Regions from separate parts of the Homo sapiens genome. Here all the other regions are linked to region 2. The links are chromatin loops, found by intact Hi-C in ENCODE. Cell type or tissue: PC-9. All regions are shown on one strand. Each heading gives the region's core, and the rest is flanking DNA. Links, peaks and the distances in the headings are about the cores only. Region 1 has its middle 17 kb from the start of DNAJC13. Region 2 overlaps ACP3 (acid phosphatase 3). Region 3 has its middle 48 kb from the start of TRC-GCA6-1.

Region 1 (8,371 bases), core at 2,090-7,089, 56 kb before region 2:
AACAGTAAGAAATATTTTTCAGAATCTTACCATTTTCTAGTTGCTGCATAGCTTAGGTAAAATTGAATGGGTGAGTAATAAATCAACAGAAAGTCTCAGTGGTCATTTCATAGTTGTATTAGTCCATTTTCACACTGCTATAAAGAACTGCCCAAAACTGGGTAATTTAAAAAGGAAAGTGGTTTAATTGATTCACAGTTTAGCATGGCTGGCCTCAGGAAACTTACAATCATGGCAGAAGGTGAAGGGGAAGCAAGGCACCTTCTTCACAAGGCAGCAGGAAGGAGAATAAACACAGAAGGAGCTACCAAACACTTATAAAACCATCAGATCTCATGACAGCTCACTCACTATCATGAGAACAGCATGGAGGAAACCGTCCCCATAATTCAATTACCTCTACCTGGTCACTCCCTTGACATGTGGGGATTATGGAGATTATGGGTATTACAATTCAACATGAGAGTTTGGGTGGGGACACAGCCAAACCATATCAATAGTATCATTTTATTTGGGGGTAACGATCAGAATCTAGGCATGACTTTGTTATCACAAAAAAGAAAATACCTTGTAAGATCAAACAGTAGGGAGAAAGAATATGGAATCATACTTTAGTTTGAGAGCCAGATGTACTAGGCTCTCACATCTCAGTGTGCATATGAAGTTTGAGTACTGTCCAGTCAGGATCAGAAACCTCTATTTTCAGCCAGAGTGGATTAGACAGAAGAAATGTCCACAGTAGCAATTTGATTTCTTCTCAAGTATACTTCTGCACCTTGGACCAAAAGAATCAGCATCACCTGGGAACTTGTTAGATCAGCAAATTCTCAGAATTTACCCTGGACCAACTGAATCAGAGTCTCTGTGGATAGGGCCCAGAAATCTGTTTTAACAAGTTGAATGTGATTGATTGTGATTCTGATGCACATTCAACTTGCAGACCTACTGGAATACAAATTCAGTAGCAGTTTAGAGTGGGAACTTTGGAACCAGACTACATGACATTGAATCCCATGTCTATCATTTACTAGTAGTTCTTTAAGAAAGCAGAATTTAAGCAAGTTATTAAAACCCTTTGTGCCTCAGTTTCCTCATCTAAAAATAGGGCTAGGAATAATAGCTTTTAAATGTTTGTTAAGACTAGAGCAGTAAATATTTATGAAGCACTTAGAATAGTCTCTGACACATGCTAAGTGCTTTGAAAGTTTCCCATTATTCTCCTAGGACTGTAGGAATATCCAACTTAATGTTTCTGGAATCTCTAAGTCCCAATAGGAAAGCAAACATGTATCTCATATCAAACAAGTATCATGTCATTTATGCATTCGTTCATCAAATATTTATTGAAAATCTACTAAGTTTAAGGTATAATGATAAGTTCTTCACATTTTTAGATAGTAACTCATAATCTTAAAAGACATATTTAAGAGTGCATTAGTCAGAAGCCCAGATGATGGTAACTGGATCAGACTGGGAGGGGTAGAAATGGAAAAAACAAACAAACAAACAAACAAAACCCCTACTTTAAAGAAAAGTATATCTATTTAACCAAAAACAGAATAGAAGATCCACATAATACTCCCTATCAATGAGGATTCCTAACCTCATCTTAACTTCTCTTCTAATTGTAATACTATTTTCCATGTGACAGTGGTGGACTGATTACTGTATTTGCTACCTCAATTTTGTTAAACATGCTTATTTAAAAGAAAGATGTATAACTCAATAAAGAATATAATTATTTCTTTTATTCAACTGATTTTGCTCTCTCCATTTTATTTCCACTTAATGAATTTGCCTGACAATCTTGATGCACATGTGGAAATTTTGCCTTTATAGATCAAAAGCTATCTCAAGTATTGGACTATAGGTTTTTTTGTTTACTTTATTTATTTTTACAATTTCTACCTATCTACTGTGATTCAGGTACTATCATCTGGTCCCTGACTGACATAATTCACTCTTAAATATGGCTTTTAAGATTATGAGTTAGATAAAAATGTTCAGCATCATGTCTTGAACCTAGTATATTTTCAATAAATATTTGATGAATGAATACACAAATGAATGGTGTAATACTTGTTTCATATGGAAGACATGTTTGCTTTCCTACTGAGAATATGTGTATTTTCCCATCCTTTATTTATTTATTTAAATTTTTTTGAAACGGAGTATTCTGTTTCATCACAAACACAAAGATCTGAAACCCCATTTTTGAGCCATCTCTGTATATAATAAGAATCCAGCCTGCATCTGTCAGTGATAGAGAGTACAGTAAACTAAGATGTCCCTGAAGAGGCCATAGTGTTGACAAAATTCAACATGATGGTGGAGTCTACACAAACACAGGAAACAAAACTCGGCCCTTCCACACAGCTGTCCTTGCAATGACTTCGTTTTAAGTCAACGTCTCTTCATGCTGTGCATATTCCCCAATGTCTGCTTGATGAAGTACCACAATCGCCATGGGGTCTACTTTTCTGCAGTCTTGTGTAGATTTTGCTGCCACCCCAAAACCCAAAGGGATGTCTGCCATGGAGTACACCACCACTCCCCTGGTACTGAGAACTATTTTCGGTGATTCGACCCAGACTATATTTCAACACATGGTTTCCATAGAGGAAGGACTGCTCTGCACCACGCTTTATCCACACTTTATACTCGGCATAAGGTGCAAGGTAATTCAGGGCTGTGACGTGAACCGAAACTTGTGGGTCTTAGTGACTTTTCCGAAGCAGGTCCCCAGTGACACCAGCTTGTCCCCGGAGATATTGGCATCCAGCTTCACAATCTTCTCACTCACATAGTCCACCCGGTCGTTGTGCAGCCAGAAACAGTAGGTGCGGTCAGGCCGGTCCAGCAGCAGCTGAAGATTCTCCCTGATGTACTTCACAATCTTCTCAAACATGACATGGGTCTCCTCTTCAGTCAAAGGCCGCATTTTCCTGCTGGGTTGGAACACCAGATCCTCGTGTCTCAGTCTTATTTATTTATTTTTAAGAGATGGAATTTCTCCCTGTTGTCCAAGCTGGAGTATAGTAGTGTGATCATAGCCTACTGCACCCTCGAACTCCTGGACTCAAGTGATCCTCCTGCCTCAGGCTCTCGAGTAGCTGGGACTACAGGCACACACCCATACTTTTAATCAATGTGTATTATATTTGAATTGTGTTTCTTGTAAATAGCATAGAGTTGAGTCACGGTTTTTAAAAATCCATTTTGACAATTTCTTTTTTAAAAAAAAATCTCACTTTTTTGAGGTCCGACATATAAAAGAAGTTTTTACATATAACTTGTATATATAAAATGTATACTGCTTGATGAGCTTAGGGAAAATTCCTATTTTTAAATTAGTATGTTTGGATCATTTACATTCATGTTATGATTGATATGTATGGATTTAGATTAATGGTACTACAAAATTTGGCTGCTGTTATTTACTTTTCAGAGTCTTCAAATACTTGTTCTTGCCTTCTGTCCAGGGTTTGTAATTATATTCAGTGTGAGAAAAGGTGTGAAGCATGCTTACTCCTTCTTACGTGAAACTGGAACTCTGGGGATAATTATTGTTAGAGCTCCCCTTAAATCTAGGGATCAGAGTCCAAGTTTTTTAATCTTACATGAACATTTTTTTTTATCAAATCACAATCTCAAATTTGCTTTTAAAAGCTATTTTCCTCCAGCAATTAAAACAGTGCTCTCCAAAACTCCCAGGATGGGCTGCTCAGAAAACTCTTCCCAGTACACTGCTATGGTTTCAGGAGTTCCCCATAGTTCGGAGTTGCTTGAGGTGAGCATTCATGATGTTGTAGACTTTTCTAACCAGACCAAACCAAATCACTAGATGGCTAGTGTCACCAAATTATTGTATCTATTTATTTTTTTTCAACCAATGTTTTTAAAGCATTTATTATGGGTCAGGCTCTGTTCTAAGTATTGGGGATGTAGTAGTGAACAAGAAAAGGCCCTTGCTCTAGTGGGTGAGGGGGAAGAGATAAAGACAATAAATATATAGAAATATGACTGAATCAGACAGTTTAAGTTAGTGCTAAGTGATATGAAGAAATAAAATCAGGGTAATGGGCTAGAAAGTAATGGGGATGAGAAGGACAGAGTAGCCGCTTTACTCACTTGGTCAGAGAAAGCCTCTCTAGAAGGTGACATTTGAGTTGAGGCCTGAATCTTGATAATAAAAGAATCTGGTGAAGAAATGGGTGGCAGAAGGTTTCAGGAAAAGAGAAATAAAATTGCAAAGACTTGAACTACTTTTTGTTCTACCTTTCCTTCTGCATTTCTGACCACAGAATTTAAATCTGCATGAGGAAAAGTGTTTTTTTCCCCCAACAGCTGGGAACCTTAATTGAAACTCGAAGTGTGTAAACTAAACATACGAACCTCAAACCATGTAAGCTACCCCAGAATTAGACTGATATAACTCACTCCCCAATATTTTTTTCTTCAGATCAGTGATACCCAAATTCTGGCCCAATATTAAGGGAATTTGGACAGAGTTTTAGCTAGGTATAATGTTTTGAAGGAGGGAGTCAGATCATCAGATTGTTGATAAGAAATCCAGATGCACTATTCCATTCTTTCACAGAAGACACCAAAACATATTATTTGCATTTAAATCACATTTTTAAACTGCCATGAAAGCAAGCATGCAAAGACCACCTGTGGACTGTAGATGGCAGACTATACCCACAAACTAGTGGTTGAACCCTCTGAGCAACCTCAGAAACATTTGGGAAAGACTATGGGCCCCAGCTTCTTGTGTCACAATGATTATACCATGCAAAAGATCTATAACAAGGATATTTACAAATGTTGGAACAGTGGGAAGGTTCTGTATACTGATACCACTGAAGTTACCCCCTCATGGTAACGAGACATTTGAGAGGCCCTGCTCTGAGAAATACTGTTTTAGTGACTAAAACATCCCAGACTCAGCCCTATAGGATGAAAGCTAACATGTAAGTAGTACTTACAGATACTGACAATTGTCTGTGATTAAGACTGTTGAGAGAAAGCGGGTGGAGTGGGGGGTCTTTGGAGTTCTTAGTACTTTCTAGATTGAAAAACAGTATCTGGTGCACTCAAGCAGTATAGTAAGAAAAGGCGGTAAAACTTCCAAAAATGGCATCTTTATAAATTGCATGATTTTGTGACATCAGCCATTTGCTAGCCTAGGGATTCTGTTTGGTTTGGTCTTAGAAAAGTCTACTGCATGATTCTATTTTTATGACTGCCTCGAAAAGACAAAATTATAAAGATGGAGAACAGATTAGTGGTTGTCAGGAGTTATGGGCAGGGGGAGGTGGTGACCAAAAAGAAATAGCACAAGGGATATTTTGGGGGGTGATGGAACTGTTTTACATCCTGATTATGGTGGTAGATAACAGGAATCTACACGTGTTAAAATTTAGAGAATGTACACTCATACACACACACAAATTTACTCAAAATAAAATTAAAGAGTAATATAAAAGAGATTTTCCTAGTAATAATGACTTTTCCCTTCAAAAAGCCATTGAAGAAAAGCAAGAGGTTGAAGAAAAAATGCTCATGAAGAAAAGGAGCCCAAATTCTCCACTCCCTCAATCACAGTTACCAAATTTTGCTCAGGTCTCTGCCTTATTCCATCAAAAATATAGCTATTGAGTGAGTCTAAGATAAAAGTCTTCCATAGATACATCATTGAATAATATACACTTATGCTTTAAAGAGTAAATGATAGTTGTTCAGCTATGAATTAGTATTCACTTGTATCATATACAGCTGGGACCATGAACTAGGTCTTTCACAAAATGAAAAAATTTTAATTGTAATTCGTCAAAAAATTAAATTAACAAGTTAATTTAATAATAAGCAGTTTAATTAATGGACACATAATGAATATTTAGACCTGTATTCCACCAACCCATTTATCTAACTTTAATCTGTAATTAAATTTCACTAAAATTCATTAAAATTCAAAAGACATGCTCTTTTTAAGCTTCTAGTAGTACATTTTGTATTAAGGTGGTAAAACTAACCAATAAAACAATTTTGAGTTATATATTCCGATCTTATAGCAGTATACTATATTTCCTAAAACTTAAAGATTCACTTTTATTTGTTTCATTTCTTAAAATGGTATGTTCTCTTGCCAATGTGAAGCTCAAGGCAGATTTATTTCTCTTTACCTAAATGCATTCAGGGAGTTTTTAAAACAAATGCAACTTGTCTTGTTCAGAATGAATTAAATTCAGTGTTGGGAATAAGGAACCGGTTTTAGAATCCAGACCAATCACAGAATGGTGGCGTGATCCAGTGGGTCCCTTAGTCTGTTTTCCAACAGCCTATCTCCCAAATGAAAATGTGGGATGTGATTAGCGACATGTGTTTCCTCTCTACTCACAGGAGTTCATAACAAGGTGAATTATACTAATTATAATACTAACTACCACTGCACTAGGTTATTTATATATGTCATCTAACTGGATTGTCACAGACCCTTATGAAATAGATGTTGTAAGTAGATCTGTTAACTACCAGAAATTTGAAATTTTGAAGTTTAATTCCAGCTCTGAATCCTGGATGTCATGACCTTGCAAAGCTCAGGATCCTTACTTCTACTCTGCTCCAAACAAGTCTTCCTTGCTAGAAATGCCTTCACTGTGTCATCTGCTGACCTCTCTGATGATGTCAGCTGTTGGGTCTTAGTTCTTTAAGCTCCTCAGTTGCTACCATTACCCTGTAGACTTTTAATGGTCTAATAGTTGTTCCATCCAAGATGTTATTATTGCTTGAATTCACCTCCAATCACTTTATTTTCACTCCAATTGTGTCCAGAATTGGTGGGTTCTTGGTCTCGCTGACTTCAAGAATGAAGCTGTGGACCCTGTGAGTGTTACAGTTCTTAAAGATAGGGTGTCCGGAGTCTGTTCCTTCAGATGTTCAGATGTGTCCAGAGTTTCTTCCTTCTGATGGGTTTGTGGTCTCGCTGGCTTCAGGAGTGAAGCTGCAGACCTTCACAGTGAGTGTTACAGCTCATAACGGTAGTGTGGACCCAAGAAGTGAGCACCAGCAAGACGTATTGCAAAGAGCAAAACAACTAACCTCCCACATAGTAGAAGACCCAAGCCGGTTTCCACTGCTGGCCCGGGTAGCCTGCTTTTCTTCCCCTATTTGGCCCCACCCACATCCTGCTGATTGGTCCATTTTACAGAGAACGGATTGGTCCATTTTACAGAGAGCTGATTGGTCCGTTTTGCAGAGTGCTGATTGGTCCGTTTTGACAGAGTGCTGATTGGTGTGTTAACAAACCTTTAGCTAGACACAGAGCGCTGATTGGTGCATTTACAATCCTTTAGCTAGACAGAAAAGTTCTCCAAGTCCCCACCAGGTTAGCTAGACACAGAGCACTGATTGGTGCATTTACAAACCTTTAGCTAGACACAGAGTGCTGATTGGTGCGTTTACAAACCTTTAGCTAGACACAGAGTGCTGATTGGTGCATTTACAATCCTTTAGCTAGATGGAAAAGTTCTCCAAGTACCCACCCGTGCCAGAAGCCCAGCCGGCTTCACCTTTCACTGGCACTTGCAGCGGGACTTTGCCGCATCTAGCGGGAGCACTCTGGCAGCCCAGAGGGAGCTCATCCCTGGATGAAGCCCAGCAGGCGCTGGCCGGCTGCGCCCAGTGCGGGGCCTGCCTAGCTGGCGCCCACCCAGAACCTGCACCAGTCCGCGAGCGCCTCGCACAGCCCCGGCTCCTGCCCACGCCTCTCCCTCCACACCTCCCTGCAAGCAGAGGGAGCCGGCTCTGGCCTCGGCCAGCCCCATAGAGGGGCCTCTGCAGCGCAGCGGTGGGCTGAAGGGCTCCTCCAGCGTGGCCAGAGCAGACGCCCAGGCCAAGGAGGCGCTGAGAGGGAGCGAGGGCTATTAGCATGTTGTCACCTGTCACAATTCAGTTACCCATTCATTGCATTACACTTTGTAATTGGGAGTTTGAACCATCTTAGAAATCGAAGTCTAAAGTTCCAGTAACTGACCAAACCTTTCGTCCTTCTGGCTCTTACTCCATTTAATCTCATAAAAACCTCTGATCTGCCTGTTCTGTCCATCTTCCCCTTTGTGTCAGCTCCACATCCTTTCCACCTCTTTTCTCCTTGCCCAGCTTGAAATTCACAACTATTCATTTGACTTTCTTAATGTCCGCCTCTTCCTTTTTTAAGCCAGCAATTCTCACAGGTTCATCCAAGGCACTCAATGTAGTACCTGAGTATTGCTGCTGGTTATTTGGGGCCCAAGGGCTCTTCCGTCAGCAGGTGATGAATGCCGCCAGCACTGGGTCCTTTCCTTCAATATTGTGGGTTCCCTTTTGGCCC
Region 2 (8,371 bases), core at 1,080-6,079:
TAAACATGTAGTTGACAAATCTCTCTTGCCCAGCCAGATCTGAATAATAGTCTGAGCTTTTGTTTTGGCAGAACCACACAGGAGAAATTTTCCTGCTTAACAATGGCGCTGGACTTTTTCCAGAAAGCAGGACAGCTGGTTTCATACAAGTGCCAGCCTTTAGAATCCAAGATCAGAGAACAACTCAGAGAAGGACTCTTATAGACAGTCTAGTTTAATCTCCTCATAGGTAGTGAAACAGAGATCCAGAGAGGGGAAGTGGCTTCTCCCAAATGTAATCTTCTAGTAGGCAAGGGAAATAAAAGAGGAAACATGAGGAAAGTGGAGCAACTCCATTTCTTATTCATACATACACATCCCTACATCTACTATTAGACTACTGTCAACTCCTGTCTGGTATAAAGCATGTTGGGATTTTATTCAAATGCAGATCCTGATTCAACTCGTTTGGGAGTGGGGCCTGTGTTTCTAGCCAGGTGGTAGTTGATGCCGATGCTGAAAAGTAGACTGCACTTTGAGTTGTGAGGGACTAGGTGCCTGAATCCACCATAACTAGGTTGGGGGAAATAAATCAAGAGTCCCGCTTCCACCATTTGATGGGGCTTGCAACTGAGTCACACTGCTGGCACCTGGTGGGCCAGAAATGAGGCTGAGTGCTTATGTGGCTTCCAAGGCACCCTCTACATCTTTTGTTGTTAAGCACTTAAGATTGAGCTTCTTCCTGGGTTCTGCCCATAGACACAGTCTGTATCCCGCCTGGTAATTTTTTCCAACACTCCAGCTTCCATCTAAGACTCCTCTCTGGAGACTCTCCCTTCCTCAAGGCTGGATCTTGTTGCTCATGTGTTTAATGTGAAGTAAGGACTTGCACATTTCTATCAAGTCTGTCTCTGTGCCATGCAATCAGGATTTTTGTAATAGCAGATCTACAACAACCTCATGTCGTTAATGGCCACTGTCCTAAATTTTTTGCCCCAACCTACTTTATTCATCTCACATGAATTTGCTCCTGACCATCCTGGTTTCATACCTCATTCCCCTGGTTACAGCTTGCCTCACTCTTTATACCTGGTGTGCAGCCCTGCTTTTCTAGCTATAATTGATTCCTTTTCTGGTCAGTGATTTGAATTTTTTCCCTAGTTAAGTAGCCTCAGTGAACAACCTCCCAGTCTGGTCCAGCCCTAATATGCTTTGCCTCTATGCATTCTCTTGGGATTTTGATGGACTTGTCCTGATGCTGTGGTGAATAGTGTCTGTCAATGGCTGGAATCATGATGTGATTGTATTAATCTCAAAATGCCTTGAATATGTGTGTCAGCCTGACTTGGACCATCTCCTGTGGCTTGGACTTTCCTCATTACGTCAACCTGACATGATGAACTTTCTCTTCTTCTTTATCCCTAGTTTTAATACCTATGATAACCACATCTAAGTCTGACACCTCATTTGGTATCTTGGCCTGCCCATCCAGTTTCTCTCATAAGCCCCAACATCTGTCCTTGTCTTTGCTGGTCCTGACTTTTTTCTTCCATCCACTTATCCTGATTACAAGAATCCAGCATCCTCTTGCCTGGGTCTGCCTTCATATGACAGGGTGTCCTGTGCTACGAAGAGCCAGTTCTAACCAAGAAGAGGCATCACTGATAAATAAATCTCAACAGCTTTCAATGTCAATGAAAAATTTCAAGCTGTGTTATAAACTTGTCAATTGCAACATATTTTAACAGCACATAATTGGTCTGAAAAATATAACAATTAGCCTGAAAAATATATTTTATCGGCTTTCACAATGACTACCACTCAGGGTTTCAGGAAAACAGGCCACTTTTGTCATACCTCCCACTTGAAAAATTCATCATATAGGCCACAAGACACAATTGATTTTCATGTGGCTCAGACACAGATCCTTGATTTTTGATCTGGAGGGGATGGAAAGGATCATTTAGCTTTAGCTTTCATTTTCCAGATAGAAAACTAAGGGCTTGAGTGAGTAATAGTTATGATTATACTAACATATGACATTTATTGACAGTGTATTATGTACCAGGTACTGTTTGCTCTAAGCCATTTGAATACATACATTCATTTTAATACTCACTGTCTATGAAGTAGGTATCATTAATATCCCCATTTTGCAGAATGGAAGCTGGTGCAAGAGTGATTAAGTGAACTGTCTGAGATCACACAGTTGATTAGTGGAGGGAATGACTCAGACCTGGATCATTCAACCACAAATCCAATATGCTCCTCTCATTTTTTAATACTTACCCCCTTGGAGCCTAGATTTCTCTTTCTGCTTGTGAATTCCATAGAGGGACAGGAGGGACAATTCTGACAATTCTCTCAACTTAGTCATGGTGTCCTCAGTGGCCCAGGAGGGTAAAGTGAAATTGTGAACACTCTGTAGCAAAGAAAAAGGAAGAAAAATGTATGTGTATTTATATGACTGTCCTCTTTGTTGACTTATCCTTTTTCACCTCACAAGAACTAGTAGGGCCAGACTTTCTTGTCCTGCCATTTCTTTCTAAAAGAACTTCATATTGTGATAAGTAGTGGTATTGACTTTCAGAAGAAAAGCTTATATAAATGAATTTACCCATTCCTACCCAGTCCATAGCTTTTGGTTTAACTCTGGATCAGTGGGTGGCTCATATTTTGCAGAGTAAGGGTGCAGTAGGGAAATAATACCTCATTCCTTTATGAAAGGGTTAGAAATCTTTCTATGAACCTGACAGAGTTAAATGATATTTCCTTAAAAGCTGAATGGGCTGCCTGAGAGGCCAGTTAGGAAAGGCAATATATTTCTGGAGCCTTCAGTAATATATTCTCCCCTACCCCCATCAAGGTCTAGTTTGCTGACTTTTTTTTTCTTTTTTTTTTTTCAGAGACATTGTCTTGCTCTGTCACCAAGGCTGGAATGCAGTGGCCATCACAGCTCACTGTAACCTCAAACTCCAGGACTCAAGCAATCCTCCTACCTCAGCCTCCTGAGTAGTTGGGACTATAGGTGCATGCCACCACACGTGGCACTTTTTTTTTTTTTTTTTTTTGAGACAGAATCTTGCTCTGTCATCCAGCCTGGAGTGCAGTGGCACGATTTCAGCTCACTGCAACCTCCACTTCCTGGGTTCAAGCGATTCTCTTGCCTCAGCCTCCCGAGTAGCTGGGATTACAGGCATGCGCCACCACACCCGCCTAATTTTTGTATTTTTAGTAGAGATGAAATTTCGCCATGTTGGCCAGGCTGGTCTCGAACTCCTGAGCTCAGGCAATCCGCCCACCTTAGCCCAAAGTGCTGGGATTATAGGCATGAGCCACTACACCTGGCCACACGTGGCTAATTTTTAAAAGTGTTTTGTAGAGGTAGGGCCTCATTATGCTGCCCAGGCTCATCCTGAACTTCTAGCCTCAAATGATCCTCCCATCTCAGCCTCCCAGAAGTGCTGGGATTACAGGCAGGAGCCACCATACCTGGCTGTAGTTCACTGACTCTTGAGGAAAGCCTGCACCTTGCACACAGTGGATACTTGGTAAATATGCGTTAAATGAATGGTTAAGTACAAGCAGGGCAGGTGAGACCTTGTGCCAATATTTATTACCCGTTAGGAAGAGTTGATTAGGAGTCCCCCAGTTTCAAAGGCAGGATTAAGAGTGAGAGAAAGTGAGTTCGTGAAAGAGGAGACCAAAGTGGAGTGACCTACAGAGGAAATAAGTGAGAGAGATTTGGAAAAAATATCACATGACATGACCACATTTTGGAATAGCTCAGATCAAACTGTAGTAAGGAAGAAAAAAAAATTATGACTGGAACAAAAATGGGGGCTCTTGTTTTCACTGAAGAGTCTTTTACAATGCTAATGAATTTTCACTGAAATAGTTGCTGATGATTAAGTGAAAATACTGGGAAAGTAGCATGTGATTGGGTCAATTAACTTTAGGATGGATGGAGGCAAACTGTGTCATCTGTTATTAAGATAGAACTACGGAAGTAATTGCTGCCCCCCAGACTCTCACGATGACCTCAAAGTTAGAAGTCAATATGAATTAGGTGGGTGGTCAGAATCTTGCCCCATATTTAGTGAGCTAGTTGGGAAAACAGGAACAGAGAGTACTCCTTTTGGCCAGAAGGTGGAGCATGGTGAGTGAGAAACACCATGTAACCTTGAAAAGCAATCGTAATTTATCTGGCCACAAACGGTATTTCAAATGCATCGCAAAGCAAGAAAGAAGTTCTTTCTTGTTAAGCAAATATAAATAGCCTGGCTTATATTTTGCTTGTTTATTTCTACATTCGGAAATCAGGTAATTTTCCCCTCTTTCTTTATAACAACATTGTTTTTTCATTAAGACCAAGGACAGGAACCCAGCATTTTTGAGTGGCTGCAAAATAAATAAGCTCCTACTGAATCCAAGGGGGGAAAAAACTAAAGTGGAAACTCATAGAAGAAAAGCAATTTTGCTTGTAATTTTCTAAAGGGTGAAAACATAAATAATAATAGAGAGAAAAGAGAAGTCAGCATTTTCAAGTTAATATAAGGAAGTTGTGAATTACGTTTCAATGTCAAAAGAAGTATAAGTAATACATTCATAAAGAAGTGAAAGAAAAGATATTCATCTATTTCAAAATAAGCATAAATCATAAAATCAGATTGCAAGTTAACCTGTGATTTTTTTTTCTTTTACCTCACAATATAAAGGGTCGTAGACTTTACTCCAAATTCCAAAAAGGTCCTGGCCATGTAATCCTGAAAGTTTTCCCAAGGTAGCTATAAAATCCTGAAACACAAACAGAGAAAGAAAAATTCCTACACAGGTTTCTCAGCTTCAGCATTATTGATATTTTGGGCCAGACAATTGTTTGTTGTAGGGAGCTCTCCTGTGCATTATAGGATGTTTCACAGTATCCTGGCCTCTGCCCACTAGATGCCAGTAGCATTCCTAATCTCCCACTTGTATAACCCAGAATATCTCCCGACATTGCCAAATGTTCCTTGTGAGGCAAATGCGCCCCTGTTGAGAACCGCTGTTCTTCACAGAAAAATGCACCAGTAATATTGGTTACGATAATGTCATTCCAAAGAATTTTACAAACACGAATTGATTATTCCTTATTATTACATTTAAAATGTAGATAGATGCTGGCTGACTGCCACATGTTCCTGGTTCGTGCTGGAATTGGATTGAAGTGTACTGCCTCAGATTCTTTTTAGAAGTGGGTAAAGTATAACTCATGTGTAAATATGTCCCAGGTGAGAAAGGAAAGCATATTTCAGGCCAAAGCATCCTGGAACATGCAACACAAATAGGGCTTGGTCTTTGGCTATACATATAAAACTTGGATGGAATGCAAATCTTTCGCTAGGTTCTGTATGTTTCTTGGAATGTCGCAATAATGAGACCCAATGTTCAGCTATCTGACTGCTGAAATTGGCAGCCATTTCTGGGAAGCCTTTTTGGAAGATATTGTCTGTCTGATGGATGAAATTTCTAGGGAACTACAATTTGCCAATATTAACCTCAATAGATTTTCATAAAATAATAGAAATTATTGTTAAAGAGCTCCTACTGCCATCTTCTCAAACATAAAAGCTCCAGGGCCAGATGACTGTCATAGAGGAATTCTACCAAGCTTTTCAAGAGTAAATTATTCTAATGCTATTTTAACTGTTCTGGAGCATAGAAGATGAAAGAAAACTTTCAAAAACTTCTTATGAATTAAGTGTAACACTGATACTGACAAAGATTGCCCCCAAAATAAAACTATTAGTTCAATGCCACTTGTAAATATCAATGCAAAAGGTGTAAGTAAAATAACAGGAAGTAATTCAATGTCACATAAAAGGAAATGGGTTTGATTTGAGAAATATAAAGATTGTTCAACATTGGTAAATCTATGAATGTAATCAATCATTGTAATTAATCCAAGGAGAAAAATAATTTGATTGTATTAAAAAATGTTAAAACAATCATTCAGGAGATTAAACAACTAATATTGATTTAAAAAAATACACTCAAGAAAATAAGAAAGGTGGATATTTCCTTAATTTCATAAAAATATGTCTATTTTGGTTCAAAAGCCTGTATGCTTATTAGGAAAACTCCTCTAAAATCAGAAATAAGACAAGAATACCCGCTACCAACACTGCCCATAACATTATACTGTAAGTAGTGGCCAGTGCAAATAGGCAAAAGGAAGAAATCAGAGATACACATTTTTGAAAACTGGAGATACTGTAAACCTGAAACAAACTTAACAAAAAATGTAAAGACATATATGAAGAAAACCCTAAAATAATCTTTAAGATAAAACAAGTAGGAACATGTACCATATTCTTAGGAAGATTTGACAGTGAAAAGTTGCAAATTCTCCCTAAGTTAAATAAATTTAATATGATCCTAATGAAAATACTAAAAATTAAAAAATACTTTTGGAACTAGACAAGCTGACTCTGAAGTTCACAAAGAAAATTAAAACATAGCCATGGAAACTCAGAAAAAGCAATGAGGGATGACTAGCCCTTTAGATATTAAAGCATATTATAAAGTCTTAATAGTTAAAACCCAAGTTTTGGCTAATAAAAAATTAAACAGAATAAAAATTACATAAATAGACCCCACACCTATGGGAATTTTAATATATAATAGCTTCAATAAGTAGGAAAAAAATGAACTATTCAATAAACAATGATGGAGCAATTAGATAATCTTCCAGGAAAAAACTTAAACAGGATACCTTCTACCAGTATGAACTGTAAATGAATTCAATATATAAATGAGAAATGAAGCTAGAGTGGAATTAGAAGAAAGCATTGCAGACTTCCTTTATAACCTAGGAGTGGGGAAAGCTTTTCTAAACATGACTCAAAATATAGAAGCCATATAAGAATACATTGATACAGAACCTACATGGCAAGAACACGGTAAGCAGTTAATAGACAAACTTTTTTTTAAAAATGCCATTCATTATCTATGATATTGTGAAATATATATTTGGTCTTTTTTTTTTTTTTTTGAGACGGAATTTCGTTCTTGTTGCCCAGGCTGGAATGCAGTGGCGCCATCTCGGCTCACTGCAACCTCCGCCTCCTGGGTTCAAGTGATTCTCTTGCCTCAGCCTCCTGAGTAGCTGGGATTACAGGCGCCTGCCACCACGCCTGGCTAATTTTTTGTGTTTCTAGTAGAGACAGGGTTTCACTAAGTTGGCCAGGCTGGTCTCAAACTCCTGACCTCAGGTGATCACCCACCTTGGTCTCCCAAAGTGTTGGGATTACAAGCGTGAGCCACTGTGCCCGGCCTTCTATTTGGTGTTCATCTCCATTTTCTGCCATAGAATTCCTAAAATCCTTGGAGTCTCCAAAGTATGTCTTTTTGCATGCTAATGATTGATTGATGGCTGGCAGTCCCTGGCCAGCTTCAGGATGGGGGTTGGTCACCAGAAAGCCAAGGCCGGGATTAGAGCGTTGGGACTTTCAGCCCTACTTCAGAACCTCTGGGGAGGGGAGGGAGTTAAAATTTAAGTTGATAGCCAATAGCCTGTGGCTTAATCAATCATGCCTATGCAATGAAATCTCCATAAAAAGCCCAAAGGGAGAGGGTTCAGAGAGCCTTCAGAGAGCTGAACACTTAGAGGTTCCTGGAATGTGGTGGTCCTGAAGAAGGCAGGCAAGCTCCTTGACCTTTTCCTTATATCTTTTGTAATATCCTTTGTAATAACCAATAACTGTGTTTCCCTGAGTTCTGTGAGCTGCCCCTGCAAACTGATCGAACCCAAAGAGGAAGTTGTGGGAACCCCAACTTAAAGCCAGCCTGTCAGAAGTTTGGAGGTCTGGACTTTCATCTGTGTCTGAGGTGGCGGGTTGGGGGTGGCCAGTTTTGGGGCCTGAGCCCTCAACCTGTAGGATCTGATGCTATCTCCAAATAGATGGTGTCAAAACTGAATTGGAGGCCACCCAGCTGGTGTCTACTGCAGAACGGGCTGCCTTTTCTTGCAGAGAGATCCCCCATATTTGGTCACAGAAGTCTTCTGTCTGTGTTGATTGGTGTTTTCAAGTGAGAAAAATAGGAAAAAACACATTGAGTGTGTTTTTTTTCACACACAAAATATCACAGACAGAAATGTTAAAATACATAGAAAAAAGCTTCTAAAAACTTATAGCAAAAGGAAAATCAATCATCCAAAAGAAAAATAGTCAAGGGATATTGATATAAAAGGAAATATAAATGGCATTTAACTGATGAGAATACACGGACACATAGAGGGGAAGAAGACACACTGGGGCCTCTTGGAAGGTGAAGGGTGGGAGGAGGCAAAGGGTCAGGAAAAATAACCAATGAGTACTAGGCTTTATACCTGGGTGATGAAATAATCTGT
Region 3 (8,371 bases), core at 2,226-7,225, 160 kb after region 2:
ATTGGCTCTCTTAAGACTCTTATATCACTAATCTTATTTAATCCTCACAACAACCTTATGAGGTTGTTAGTATTATTAATTCCATTATAAGGATGAAAGAATTGAAGTTTAGAGAAGTTAAGTAAACTTCCCAAGGTCATCCAGAAAGAGTGGCAGAACTGGGATCGACTCAAGTTCTGATTTGAAAGTCTATTAGCTGCATTTCTATACTGTGTTTTTTTTTGGATCAGCTAATTCTACATTCTGAACTTCTCAGTCTCTTCACGGCTTCCTTCACAAATCTCTTCCTGCTTTCATATGATAATCTTTCAAGAGTTTGAAGACCGAAGTCTCTTCCTCCCTAAATACTAGTCATAAGTCATCTATTTTTTTCAGAGTAGTCATTCTTATTGTGTTTCCTCATCTGGTTCTGGCTGTCTGACCAGTCCTTACACCTTAGCTCAATATTTGTCATGTACCATTTTAGAATTAGTTAGTATAGAGGACAGGTTGGTATATGAGAAAGTAACAACATATGCTCTTAAATAATTTTCACATATACTGTATCTTATTTGAGTCTAACAACAATCTTGAGAGATAGTCTTAATATTTTTAGATTTGATCACAGTGGATGAGAAATCAAGTGACTTATCCAAGGTTACACAGAATGAATTAAATAGAGCTTTAAACTTAGATCTTCCTATGAAAAGTTCATCTTTCCTTTTACTTTAAGTACACTAATAAATGATGTTGAGATCCTTATGCATATCAGCACATTGCTCCCCTGGGACCTTGGACTCATGAACTCCTGCACCAGAGCTCCTTGGAAAGCCTGTAAGACAACTTTGACAGCCCGATTCACTCTTTAAGAAATATTACAAAGGCTTTGCCATTTATTTATAAAGATGCAAGTTTTTGAAAGAGCAACTGCATCTTTCTAAAAAGGCTCACCTTTGGTGGAGAAGGTCACTTGGATGGCTCAGAAAAGAGAAATGAGACTGAAGGAAACCATTACAAATGCTGGATGAAAACGTATAGCCATGAAGGCTCCTGGTGGAGAACCTTATTTGTAAAGTACCTGTTATAGTGTGGGCTCTCAATAATTATCCATTTGAAGGACGGTGTTCACAGAGCCTTATAAAAGTGAAGACTAACCTTTCTCTGGATAAGGAGCAATCAAAGCCTAATAAGTTGAGATCATTTCTCAAACCTTAGAAATATTTAGGGACATAGCTGAAGCTAGAGCTCAGATTTACTTATTTGAGCCAGCTCTGGCTTTGGTTATAGCTTATACTCCAGCAGAACTCCTTAGAAAGACCTTTTGAAGGGTTTGTAAATGGTTGCCGTGGTAACAAGGTTCCACAGGCACCATTGGGATGCTGGTAGTGGTGGTGAAGCTGTAATCAGTACATTTGACCATTGCTCCTAGTAACACAGCTGCCTTATTTTTCCATGGGAAAGGACTGGGGTATGCTCAGCAGCTAACAGGTTCAGATAGAAATGAAACAGCTCCATGAAAGGTATCTATAAAACCACCACTGACTTACATCAATAGGCCCATCTACTAAGTTTTCAGCACTTTCAGAAGTAGTCTTTAGTGGCTCTCTGCCACTAGAGTCACGATACAGTTAATTAGCATTATTTTCGCTGTTAGATGAGTTCTCACAACTTAAGCTAGTTTGCAGCCCGTTTTGCCTCCACTAATTCACTGGGAAACAGTAGTACAATTGTTCCTGGATGGTAATGTGAATACAGGTTGCCCTGATTTTATATCCCACTTAACCACAATGCATGTATATTGATAAGCATAATGGATGCCAATATACTGCTTTGCAGTTTACCAAGTACTTTTATAATCATTATCTTATTTCATCCACACAAGAGCCCTGGGAAGTATTTATTACCCACATTTTATAGATGAAGAGAAGAATTGAGCCTCAGAAAATGGAAATGTCTTATTAAAAATCACATGGCTTGTAGTGAAGGGGCTGGGACACGATTTTAGGTCTTTTCAATTGCAAAACTCTGTACTTACTACTTCACTGTAGTGCAGTACAAGGCCCTTTGCATGTTGTCTCTGCCTTTTTCTTTCTGTTCTTTCAGAGCCATCGAATCCTCTTTATTACACGCATTGTGGAACAATTTGCCTAGTTCTCCAACCACCATTCTGCTTATCAAATGGCTGCCTTTGGGTTCTCATCCAGAACTCTCCTTTAGCTCATTGTCTCCCTGGAAAGTGTTTATTCATTTAAAAAACTCAAGTAAAATATCACCTCCTCTACAAGACATTTTTATAGCCTCTTGTCTTTATTACTAAAAGACTCGTTATTCTAATGGCATTTGTTTTCCCATGTGTCTCTCCCATTAGGCTATGAACAGATTGTGGGTAGGACCTAGTGCTCTTTTCTCTTGTATTGCCAGGACCCACTTTAGCTTCTAGAAACAAATAGAAATGGAATAAATACCTTTAGAAATGAAAGGCCCACATGTACTTCTAATTATTAAACATAATTCAGTTTCATTTGATTTATGTCTGTGTCATTCCTTTCTTTGCACTGACATGTCCTTGCAGAGGGTGATCTGTGTGGCCTCTCCTGGTGGCAAGGCATTCCATGGAAGTGGTTTACAAGAATACTATGAAGTATATCATGAAGGCACATTTGAATTTCCATGTGATTATCACATGGAGATTCCTTTTCCTCAGTGGCCAAGATTATTGATATTTATTATTGCTTCCCACTCTTCAGTTTTCAGTTTATAGCTCCTAATATTTTTTTTTAAGAAATGTGTCTTAAAATCACTGAGGACAGCATTCCATTTACAACCATTGTTACTTGGAAAAATTTGAAAAATAACTTGTTCTTGGTTCAATAATGCTGAGCAATTTACAGGTTTCTCATCCCTTTATAAGAATACTAGAAACAATTCATTTTTTTCTCAGTAAAAACAAGTTTTTCAGTTCAGTCATTGTGAATCCCATACTTGTTCTTCTCAGTGAAGATAATGGACTGAGATAACACCACTTTTCCTGAATGAGAATAAGAGAATCACAGGCAAGTTGCCATTGGATTACTACAGCTTTGATTTGGCTAGAGTTTTCGTAGCTCTCCTCCTTTATATATGATTATAAAAAATTTATGTTTTCTCATTTAAAAGTGTCTTTTAGCCAACTACCTGCTAAGAATCAGAATATAGGAGATTTAAATATCATGAAACAATTAGTGAATGCTGCAGACATTATGCATTACCTTCCTTTAGTCCTTGCTAATAGGACCACAGTATAATTCCTGGCAGCAATATGTCCAGTTTCAATGGAACACTTAGGATTTGTGTAAACATATTATGGCTTTCTGGCTCTCCTTTGCCAGATAATTGCTATCTCTGCCTCCTTGGAAGCTAGGGATAGAACTGGAATGTCAATGTCCTAAAGGAAAAATTCTCTAACTTGGCTGTTCCCACCCCTATTGCTTCTTGCCTTGGGACCTTCAAGTGACAAGTCTATGATAAAACACTGAATCCTTCGGAAGGTGGAGAAAAGGATAGTAGTTACTGAATTTTTGAAGACACATTTCACCTGCTGAGCCACCCATAGATTTTTTTACCTCTGGGTTTTTAAACAGTAAACCATGGATGTCTTTTAAAGTTGAAGCTACTGGCTGTTAGACTTTTTGTTATTTGTAGCCTAATGCACACTGACTGATGTAATAAAAGTGAACATCATATTTCCACATCTGTAACAGCCACAGACTCTAACCCAGGGTAAGGACAAGTCTCTGTCAGATTATGAGGTGCTCCTCTACATTCTCTGCTTAAGTATGTGCCACCCATTTATTTATAAATTCAGCCTACATTCATTTGCTTTTAATACGTGTTCTTTTCTCTGCCATCTAGGATCTTCTGAGCATTTTGTTTAATATTTCCAGATAACAGTGAGTACTAGGTGAGCCTATTTCTATCCCAGCATTATAATGAATACTTTACTTTTCAGACTGTATGACTATCTCTTTGGTCTAAAGCAGTACTATCTAATAGAAATATAATGAGGGTGACATGTAATTTTTCTAAAAGGAGAAAAATACATGTACATTACAATACAACAGTAATATCTTATCCAATGCAATGGTTAGAGTGAAACGTAATCCTACCAAACAATAAAGTTGTGTTTAATGGAAAAAATATTTTGCATTGCTTCAGTTTTAAAATGAAAATTAAATAAAATTAAAATTGTAGTTCCTCCATTGCACCGGCCACATTTCAAGGGCTCAATAGCTACATGTGGCTACTGGCTACTGTATTAGATAGGTCAGACCTATTCTCTAAACTCCTTGAGGGCAGGAACTGTGTTCTATCTAGGTTTTACCTTAGTTACTGCTTCTTCTGGAACCCTTTTCAGGTACTCCAAGATGAGGTTAAGTGCACCTGTTATGTGCTCCTACAGCCCTCTGTGCTAACTTCTATGGTGGGGTGCTTATACAGCCTGTGTTGCAATTACTTATTTCCTTGCAATTACGTTCATTTTCTGAAGATCTGTGTCTGATTCTGTGCACTGGAGTCTGCCCTACTCCCTCAGTCTGGTTGGTGCTAGGGCCTGTCTCGGACTTGCTGAGTTTCTTCTGCCTCCATCAGCAACTGGTTGTATGATCAGCCTCACTGCAGAGGCAATGACTCCACTGGCTTCCTGAGCCTGGGCTCCCCCTGGAGTGCTTCATCATGGCTTATGCCTTATCTTGATTTACATGTTGTGGTCTCCTGATATAGACTGGCCCAAAACCATGCTTGTACAGTCTTGGGATTTCCTGTTTCACCTGCCAGACTAGATTTCCTCCCAAGGCAACCTCAATTTACAATTGTTTGGGTTGTAAGCAACAGGGCACTCCTCCAGGGGATATTTTCTTGTAGTGACTCTAGATGTGAATAGTTATTTTGACAACATTCCAGCAGATGGCAGTAAAGTGTTTTGAGCAAGGGTTACCTTTTTCTAATTTGCACAAGGTCCCCGAATAAACTAGCGTCTGTGCTGCCAGTAGAGCCCACCTGTAAACCTAGCAGAAGATCTAGTTGCAGCTTCTTGCTCCTTTCCTCTCACCCCTTATCCTTGTAGTTAATCACACCTGGCCAGGTATAGAGGAGATGTAGTAAATTGGAAAAGCCTCATATTTGGGGAATGAGATACATTTCTTTAATCTCATTTCCTGTTGCCAAGCATCACAGGATACTGCTGCAGGGACCACCTCCAGCTTGCCTCAGTCCTTGTACTCTGCTTTCATTCCCTTTCTTTCTGTAGTCATGTGTAGACAATGCCTACACTCTAGGATGATTCTGATTAAGCTGCTTGTATGGAGCATCAGTTTCTTTATGGGCACCAATTGTGTTTATCTCTACAGATTGGAGGAACATTCTGTACAGGATTTGTTTTTTAAGAAATCCATTTAAAACCATTAGAAGGAAAGAGCAGAGAAATGAAAGGGCACTATCTAGTGGTTCTAAGAGAAGGAAGGTGCTGAAATGCTTATGATGCTAATTTTCCTTTTAGTCTCAGTTGTCTGGAGTAGAGGAATGGTATCTAATTGTTAGAGATGTGAGAGATCTATAAAGCTGTGAGCATCTCTATCTGCGGAAGTCCATCATCAGGAAAAATGCATTTCTTTAATTACTGGCTCAATGAAGATGCATTTCAAAGTGCATTTGGGAAGGAGAATCTATAACCACCCTCCTGTAGGCCTATACTCCAGCCCTCAACTCAGTAGGTTCCAGGGAAGAAAGCACATCACAACATGTGGCATTCACTCAGTCTGTTCTGTTTCACAGAGCTGACTTTATCCCAGATAACCGCCCCCTTCTCCCCACCTTTTCTGGAAATGCATTTCTGCTTAAGAGAGCAAACTCAGTCATTATCTGGTTTGGTTCCTTTGGGGTTGGACTATTACAGATTATTTTTTGATGGTTTGGGGGTCAACTTGATAGAGGGATACGGCATCATGACATACTGTTCAGGAGAACTGCCTGCTGATTTGGCATGGTGGAAATTTTCTCAACTTTCTTTCTAGAAGCTATGTAACAGATATGGCTAAGGTTAAAGGGAATTTGTCACATTGTGAGACATTTTATGGGTGTGAAATGGTTCTAGCATTGGTATTCATTGTCAAGTAGTTATGTAGCTTTGGAAATTTGTCCTTTTTGGATCCTGCTTCTCTTACATTAAATGTCAGATATGAAAGAGAAATTTCTGGAATTCTGACTTTGCATGTTATGTAATCTGGAACATATTTCCACTGCAAATATTGAACTTCTAAGAGGAAGAATAGCAAATGCCTGGCACTTTGCTGCCACCTTGCCCATGATCAATTCCACTACTCTAATTCTCTTGGTCTAGGCTTAGGTGTGGACTCAGAATCTTTCTCCACACAGTGCCTAGGAGGCCACTACCAATCACTTGAAGTTGACCTTAAAGGTGGAAGCTTCTTGCTGATCCTGGATGGTGAGAATTCAAGGTTCCACACTGTTCATCACATTGAGGTTTCCATTTTCTTATCAGCTTCTAAGGACAATTTGGTTTTCATGGCAACAGTTATCTTCACAGACTCACCAGGATAAACTCTCATATTCAATTTTCAACATATGTCAAGGAATAAATATCTGAATGTGAAAACAAATGAAATGAAATGCAGCAAACAGTAACAATAAGGACAGAGGCTATATCAATATTAATGAATGATGTTTGTGCTATGCTATATTAAGTAGGAGAGAGAGAGGATTTATAAAAAATCTTAAATTTGGTCTGGAAGAGCATCCTCACATCTCAGTATAGGGAAAAAAGTCCCGCTTGGCTAATAACATGTTAGCAGTTCATAGTCTCTTTTCTTCAGGGACAAGAACCACTATGTTCAAGGCCTTACATCCTATGTACGTTTATGCTAATCCTTGAATCTTATTTAAATGCAGTATTATATAGTCAGTACTTATTCATGGTATCCATTTTCACTGGTGATTCTCAGACTTTATGGGTAACAGAATTTCCTAGGGAGTTTAAAAAAATATGATTTTGTGGGCCCCATCTCCACAGAGTTTGACTTAATAGATCTGAGGCGATGCCTAAGAATATGACTTTTAAAATCAAGTCCCTCATATTTCTTAGGTCATAATTTGCAAAATGGTCACCATGCTCAGGTGAAATATTTCTCTCTTGAGCCTAAAGTCAAGTATGATGGCTTTCATTTGTCATGTAAGTGGCCACATGGTGCAATAATTTAATTCTGTGGTGCTCAGCTTGCGTTACATGTTAAAGAGTAGATTCAGGAAGCTGTATGGTGAACAGTGGTGGTTCTTGAGAATGACCCCTAATGGCAAAAATATTCATCTATCTATGTGATAATATTACACTTTTGGTATCCCCTGATGGAAAAACATATGGAATAATAAGATGCTATGAGTTCAGTAACACTTACAGCCATCTAGATTTCATTAGTCCCAACAGCACTTATGAACATTCCAAGGTCTTGGTGTATATATGTTTGAAATATATCATGTAGTTAATCAACACATGGTAGATTAGAAGACCTCATGAAAGAATTTCATATGCTAACCCATTCCATGTGTCCTCCTCTCTACCCTAAGGGGTTCTTGACAGAAATTTGAATTTTTCAGAATAAGGAGAAGCCCAGAAGACTTGAGTTTGAATTATACAAATAATGGATACTGGCTGAGTCATATAGTTACTTAATCCATAAACCTAAATTTCTGTAAAAAGATGATGACACATATATATTAGATATGCTTTTATTTCCAATTCAGAGGGTACATGTGCAGGTTTATTTCATCGGTATATAGTGTAATGCTGAGATTTGGAGTACAATTTATCTTGTCACCCAGGTAGTGAGCATAGTACCCAGTAGGTAGTTTTTCAGGCCTTGCCCCCACTACCTCCCTTCCCCTTCTAGTAGTCCTAAGTGTCTATCGTTCCCATGTGTACCCAATGTTAAGCTCCCACTTATAAGTGAGAACATGCAGTATTTGGTTTTCTGCTCTTGCATTAATTTGCTTAGGATGATAGCTTCCAACTGCATCCCTGTTGCTGTCAAGAACATGATTTTGTTCTTTTTTATAGTTGCATAGTATTCCATGGTGTATATGTACCACATTTTCTTTATCCAATCCACCATTGATGGACACCTATGTTAATTCCATGACTTTGCTATTGTAAATAGTGTGGCAATGAGCATATAAGTGCATGTATCTTTTTGGTATAATAATCTATATTCCTTTGGGTATATAGACCATGGTTCAAATGGTAGCTCTGTTTTAAGCTCTTTGAGAAAGGTGATGTTAATTTTGTATAGTATCTTGCAGGTGCTCTCTTGATTTCTTATGTCTGGATGTCTACCTCTGTAGCAAG

The links. Hi-C counts contacts between places; a loop is a spot of excess contacts. Peaks named below come from ENCODE experiments on the same cell type or tissue, not always from the same donor. Only the 100,000 strongest peaks of a DNase experiment are listed, where the experiment ranks them.
Region 1: it touches region 2 in a loop (3-fold over the local background); 73 of 110 quality-filtered maps call a loop at or near these places.
Region 3: it touches region 2 in a loop (4-fold over the local background); 2 of 110 quality-filtered maps call a loop at or near these places.

The regions. Positions count from the first base shown.
Region 1 is chr3:132,395,823-132,404,193 of GRCh38, reverse strand. It overlaps the pseudogene NIP7P2. Among named protein-coding and RNA genes, the nearest start is that of DNAJC13, 17 kb to the left of the region's middle. In PC-9, for the core only: CTCF peaks have their summits at 4,499 and 4,699 (motif pointing right); no DNase peak of the experiment used is centred there.
Region 2 is chr3:132,338,957-132,347,327 of GRCh38, reverse strand. It overlaps ACP3 (acid phosphatase 3), which reads right to left. Exons shown (of 10, transcript NM_001099.5): 6 at 4,684-4,776; 7 at 2,269-2,401. Among named protein-coding and RNA genes, the nearest start is that of ACP3, 26 kb to the right of the region's middle. In PC-9, for the core only: CTCF peaks have their summits at 3,893 and 4,096 (motif pointing right); DNase peaks (open chromatin) are centred at 2,427 and 4,147; H3K27ac peaks cover 1,322 bases.
Region 3 is chr3:132,176,983-132,185,353 of GRCh38, reverse strand. No RefSeq gene overlaps it. Among named protein-coding and RNA genes, the nearest start is that of TRC-GCA6-1, 48 kb to the left of the region's middle. In PC-9, for the core only: CTCF peaks have their summits at 4,735 and 4,941 (motif pointing right); a DNase peak (open chromatin) is centred at 4,813.